Linked DNA regions of Homo sapiens: region 1 is linked to region 2. A link is a contact called in ENCODE Hi-C data. All regions are on one chromosome and are shown on one strand. The core of a region is the stretch at or near the end of the contact, and the rest is flanking DNA. Distances in the headings are between cores, read along the strand shown.

Region 1 (2,700 bases), core at 104-2,603, 1.4 Mb after region 2:
AACACCATACACTCAGCACCAGTTCAGGCCAATAGAGGAAGATGTTCCAAAAATAAATAAATGTTTCACCTTCCTATCACAGCATAAACAGAATTTGTACTATCTCACTTCACTTAACAAGGCTGTTTACTGATTTCCTCATATATATAGAAACAGAGACCATCTTAGCCTAACATGTCTTAAATTTACTCCATCACCTTTCTAAAAAACTAGTAACTTTTTGCGGGCAACTATTCTGCTATATCCCCTGCAAGGTAGTTAATATGAATTATCTCCAATCTGCACCAAAACGCTCCAAGTAGGCAATATTATTCCCATTTTGCAGATGAGCAAATTCTGCCTGAGAAAAGTTTACCTGTAGACTAAAAGAGTCCTGAATCCAAATATGATACATGACGCTAAAGCCATGCTTCTCTATTCAGGAAACACGGTCACCATAGTTAAAGAGGCACACTTCAATTAAGTGACCAGAACTCTTACTCACTGACATAAATCGGTAAAGCCAAAGCAATACTTATCTTCTCCTTTAAAAAATAAATATTTTATAAATTGAAAGACAAAAACACTTCCCTGCAAAGCACTCCAGAAGGATGAAAACTATAGTGACCTAAATTCTCAAATGAATAGTGTGGATATTCTTCACTTCAGGACTGCCATACCCCGATTCTCCCTACCACCACTTGAAGACATGGTCTCCTCTCGGAGAATCTATAGACCGTGACAAAATCCACACAAGCCACACCCTGCAGGTCAGACAACTAAACTGCAGTTTGGAGTGGTTTCATCAAGCCTCAACTGAAAGGCTTACTGCAAACGAGAGCGGACTCCTGTGATAAAATTCATTTGCTCAGCTTCCAGGTGACATGCCCGGAGAGGCGGGACAAATGAAAATTCTTCCCTCTGCAACCTCTTACCTGCTCCTAGGAGCCTTTTCTTGGGGCTCCGCTCCACCGAAATCGACTGTGGGCACATCTGTGGGCTCCGCGGGCTTGGAAGCAGAGTCCGTGGCAGGATCCGGCGGCCTGGGAGACTCCCGTCCACGCTGGGGATTGGAAGCTGTGGAGCCCCTGGCGCCTACACCAGGCCTGACATTCGGCTTCACGCTAAGGCGTGCCCTGCGGAACATGGCGGAGGCAGGGGGCCCGGGGAGGCAGCCTCACGGCCGCTCACAGCCCCGAGCCCCGGCGGCTGCCCGGAAAGGGGATTAGGAACTACGCCCTCCCCACAAAGCCACACCACCAGCTCAGGGGGCAGCTACCGTAGTTTCACTGCCCCGCCGCCGCCTCCTCCTCTCTCCCGCCGCCGCCGCTTTTTCATGACCCTGCCACACACCGATGGCTAAATTTCACCCTCCTCCCAGCATCCCCGCGCTCACAGGACGCCGCAACTGATTGCGCCATCAGCCAGCGCCGCAGAATGACGTCAGACGCACAGCACTGGGAGCCATGGTAACTACCAAGCTACTGAGACTGGGTTACCTGCGGACCAGAAATTGAGATGCAGAGATATTTGCTCTTTCTTCTCCAGGAGTCCTTAGGAGTAGTTGAAAAGAGGAACAGAAGAAAGTCCACTTCTCTGCTCAAACCTTTACTGGAACTATTAAAATCGCTGGCCGATTTTGTCTTTTGAAGATCCTGAAGGGTTTAGAAATTCTAAATTGAGTAGACATAGATTAAAAATGCTGGTGTGAAGAAACTGATAATAGTTACCTCCCAGGAGAGGAATGTGTTTCTGGAAAACACGTCGTGGTAGGAAGACCATTTACCGTACGCCTTTGTGTACTTTTTTGTTTTTGTCCTTTGAGACAGGGTCTTGCTCTGTCGCCTAGGCTGGAGTGTGCAGTTGCGCGATCTTGGCTCACTGCAGCCTCCACCTCTCGGGCTCAGGCGATCCTCCCGTCACAGCCTCCCAAGTTGCTGGGACCACAGGCACGCGCCACGACACCCGGCTAATTTTTTTTTTCTCGTATATTTAGTAGAGACGGGGTTCATCATGTTGCTTAGGCTGATCTTGAACTCCTAGGCTCAAGCGAGCCACCCATTTGGCCTCCCAAAGTGCTGGGATTACAGACGTGAGCCACCACGCCCAACCTCCTTGTGTACTTTTTAATATGAATGTATCACCCGAGATCGTACCACTACACTCCAGCCTGTTTAAAAATTATTATAGTTGAAACCTTGTAAATTATTGTGAGTGTTCTTAATCTGCTTCAGGAGGTAGCAGTAAACAAGACGTTCTGGATTTGGGAGGAGAAAATACAAAAAAGAAATGAACAAGATATTTTTAAAATGTATCAGGCCCGGCGTGGGTGCCTCATGCCTGTAATCCCAGCATTTTAGGAGGCTAAGGCAAGGCAGATTGCTTGAGGTCAGGAGTTCGAGACCAGCCTGGCCAACATGGTTAAACTCCATCTCTACTAAAAATACAAAAATGAGCCAGGCCTGGTGGTGCAAGCCTGTAATCCCAGCTATGGGAGGCTGAGACAGGAGAATGGCTTGAACCCTGGAGGTGGAGGCTGCCGGGAGCCAAGATGGCACCACTGCACTCTAGCCTAGGCAACAGAATGAGTGAGACTCTGTCTTAAAATAAATGAATTAATTAATTAATTGCAATAAAATAAAGTATATCAAATGTCATGAAATAAATTTAAGGGTTGAATGCCGGGTATGGCGAGGCACGCCTATAATCCCAGCTACTGTG
Region 2 (2,700 bases), core at 42-2,541:
TAAAAAGCTGCAGGAACTTTTGTTATTCTAAAAGTGAGTAGTACGTCAGGACAGCCATTTTACAACCTTCATTTCCAAACACCTATTACACCATACATCTTGCAATTTTAAAAGTATCTTTTCTTTAGGGTAAAAAAAGTACCACTTACACATTCATCATTTAAGTCATTACTGTTTCAAAGGACAGTTATTAAGCTTCTTAATACAGCTGTCAAAATCAATTTGTAGATAGCCTCCAATTTCAAATTTCTACATTTACATCTACTGATAGACCATCCTGATTAGCGATTAAGATAACAGACTTAAACTCTAAGCAATCCTTGCAAAATCCAGTTGATTTTTAAAATCAGTAAGCAACACGCGATCATTTTTAAAGAAAGTCATTCCGAAAATAGCTTGATTGTGGTGGCCAATCTGCTCCTCAGCAGCTGTTCCCTGTTGCTTGTACGCATGGGAGTGGAGGTAGAAGGGCAAAACCCACAAGCCCACGCAAAACTCGTACAGTCACAAACATTATGTAAACATGTCGTGAGGCCAAGAGGCCCCAAGGAGAAAGAACCGCCGGGAGGAAGAGAACGGCAAGCTGCATGTAAGGACGATGGGCGCTGTGTGCGGACGCAGGAGACCCGGGCAGAGGGGCCCAGGGCGGGACAAAGACTGGCCCATCTCGGGCAGCGCCGGCCAGCGCCCAGAACCAGTGAAAGGCAGCCGTCCCGGGGCAGCCGACTGCAGCACTCAAGGGCCCTCAAACGCCACAGCTTAACAGGCGAGGCAAACGCTCCCCTGAATGTAAGACCCTTCCCTTCCCGCCCCTTGTAACGGGCTCCTGCCGCCCCTAACGGGATCCTCGGACGCTTGAGGAGCCGCCGTCGCCTGCTCCCTACCCGGGTCCCGCAGGGCGCCTGGGCGGGCAGCTGTTGGGGTTAGAACCGCGCCGCCGCTGCCTCTCGGCTTCAAACGGCCGGGCAGGCGCCGAGAGAGCGGGCGAGCCCGGCGTCTCTCCCGTAGGCGCGTCAGGCAGCTCGGCGCTCCCAGCCTCCGTTCCCGCCCCTGCAGTTCGGGGCCGCGCACCCTCACGCCACCTACCCGGTCCCACACCATCCCAGACGCCTCGGGCGCTCGGGCCTTCGGCCGAAGCGGCACTGCCTCCTGTCCGGGGCCTGAAATGGCTGCGGAACAAAGAGAATCTGGGCTTCACCGAGCGCCGGTCCGATTGGCCGGGGGGCGGAGCCCGCGGCGGGAACATTCGGCGGCGGTCGCCTTGGCAACGGCGGCGGGGCTAGGAAAATTGCTGCCTGGGTCGGCTGGGCCTGTGGGCCTGCGTCCGACAGCGCGCGGCCGTGCTTTCTAAGCGGGCTCGGCAGCACCAGACTTCACCGGCCCGGCGCGGGGCTCACAAGTGCTCGCACTCCCTGCGGCCGGCGCGCTGACCGGAGCCTCTGGGTCTCGCACGCAGCAGCTGCAGACGCTGCCCGGCGCGGTGGGGCTGTGAGCAAAACGGCCCGCCGGTGTGGTTGCCCAGACTGTGCTGGGCCCTCCTAGGTGGATGGCCCTGCCCCAGCCTAACTTCTGTACCCCAGCATAACCTCCAAAGTAACAGCCGTGCCCTGGGAGCCTGTTCAACACTGAACATATCCCACAATAACACTGTTCCAGCGTCGCTGGTAAAAAGCAGAAATGGCTTCGGTAGGTAGACGCCGGTGGATGGCTGCCCGCTTAGAACAAGATAGGCTTTTGACGTATGTTGTATCTGGCGTATAAACTACTATGTAATTAGAATTCAGTGATTTATAAAATGTTTACGCCTCCAGGTGTTCAATCCTATAAAACTGTAGTTTCTTGCTCTTAGAAATAACAAGCCTTTCTCTCCCTAACCTGCCATCATGAGAAATTAAAATGTCCTGTATTTTCTGTACGGCAAATGATTCAAAATGGGAGTGGTGGACGTTTTTATACCCAACTGCAACAAGGGTAATGAGATAAATATCAGTTTCCTTCCCTCAGATTATTCTTATATGTAAAATTTACTGTATAAAAATACTTAAAATTTGCATAGCTAGCTGATTTTTATTTTCTAAGGTGATGATGCCCGTGATAATATTCCTCACATGATCAGTGTGAGTAGAAATACCAGCAGTTCCGACTATCTTACTGGAAGTGCTGTATATATTTTGAAAATGTGTGACAGTTGTTGCCTTCCTGTCATAGTTTAGGTAAAATTACAGTACATAATACTAGAAAATGTCTAAATTTTTACTAAGGTAATTTATTTGTTCTTCTAAACGTGTTAACAATTTTCATTTGAATTACAGTCATTTTGCAGGAACAACTAGTTTATTTAACTTAAAATTTGAGACTAAAAGTACCATTTTTTAATCATTGGGAAATTGAACTTAGCAAGGGAAAATATAGATAACTAAAATATTCATGATTTCAACATGTTATAATATTAATTTGATAGTAATTGGATACAGTAGTGTATATCAAAAAGAGCCCCCCCCCCCAAATAGGAGTAGATTACCAAGAAAAAAATGTAATATAAACTTTTCTGAATGGTAGTTTATCTGCAGGAAAATATACCCAGAAAAAGTATATTTATCCAAATAACAAATGGCTTATTTCTGCATTTGAAAAGTTACATCGTGGACTAGGATCTATACAAATCAGAAGATGTGTAGTATTTGCATTCTACTTTGCTAA

Evidence for each region. A loop is a pair of places that touch in the nucleus more often than their neighbours do. Pooled maps may share reads with other maps.
Region 1: a map of B cell shows a loop between it and region 2 (13-fold over the local background). The contact joins the promoter of BDP1 here to the promoter of TNPO1-DT in region 2. A Hi-C loop is called at or near these places in 1 of 168 maps with a recorded cell type or tissue (B cell), 1 of 37 single-sample maps with no recorded cell type and 10 of 50 pooled maps.

What each region holds. Positions count from the first base shown.
Region 1 is chr5:71,454,304-71,457,003 of GRCh38, reverse strand. It overlaps BDP1 (BDP1 general transcription factor IIIB subunit), which reads right to left and starts at 1,353. Exons shown (of 39, transcript NM_018429.3): 1 at 915-1,353. The coding sequence starts at 1,126. RefSeq lists enhancers at 566-1,491, 1,492-2,418.
Region 2 is chr5:72,815,139-72,817,838 of GRCh38, reverse strand. TNPO1-DT (TNPO1 divergent transcript) reads left to right here and starts at 1,291. Exons shown (of 9, transcript NR_186518.1): 1 at 1,291-1,686. TNPO1 (transportin 1) reads right to left here and starts at 1,178. Exons shown (of 25, transcript NM_002270.4): 1 at 1,087-1,178. The coding sequence starts at 1,101. RefSeq lists enhancers at 402-451, 1,532-1,611 and silencers at 912-1,131, 1,172-1,271.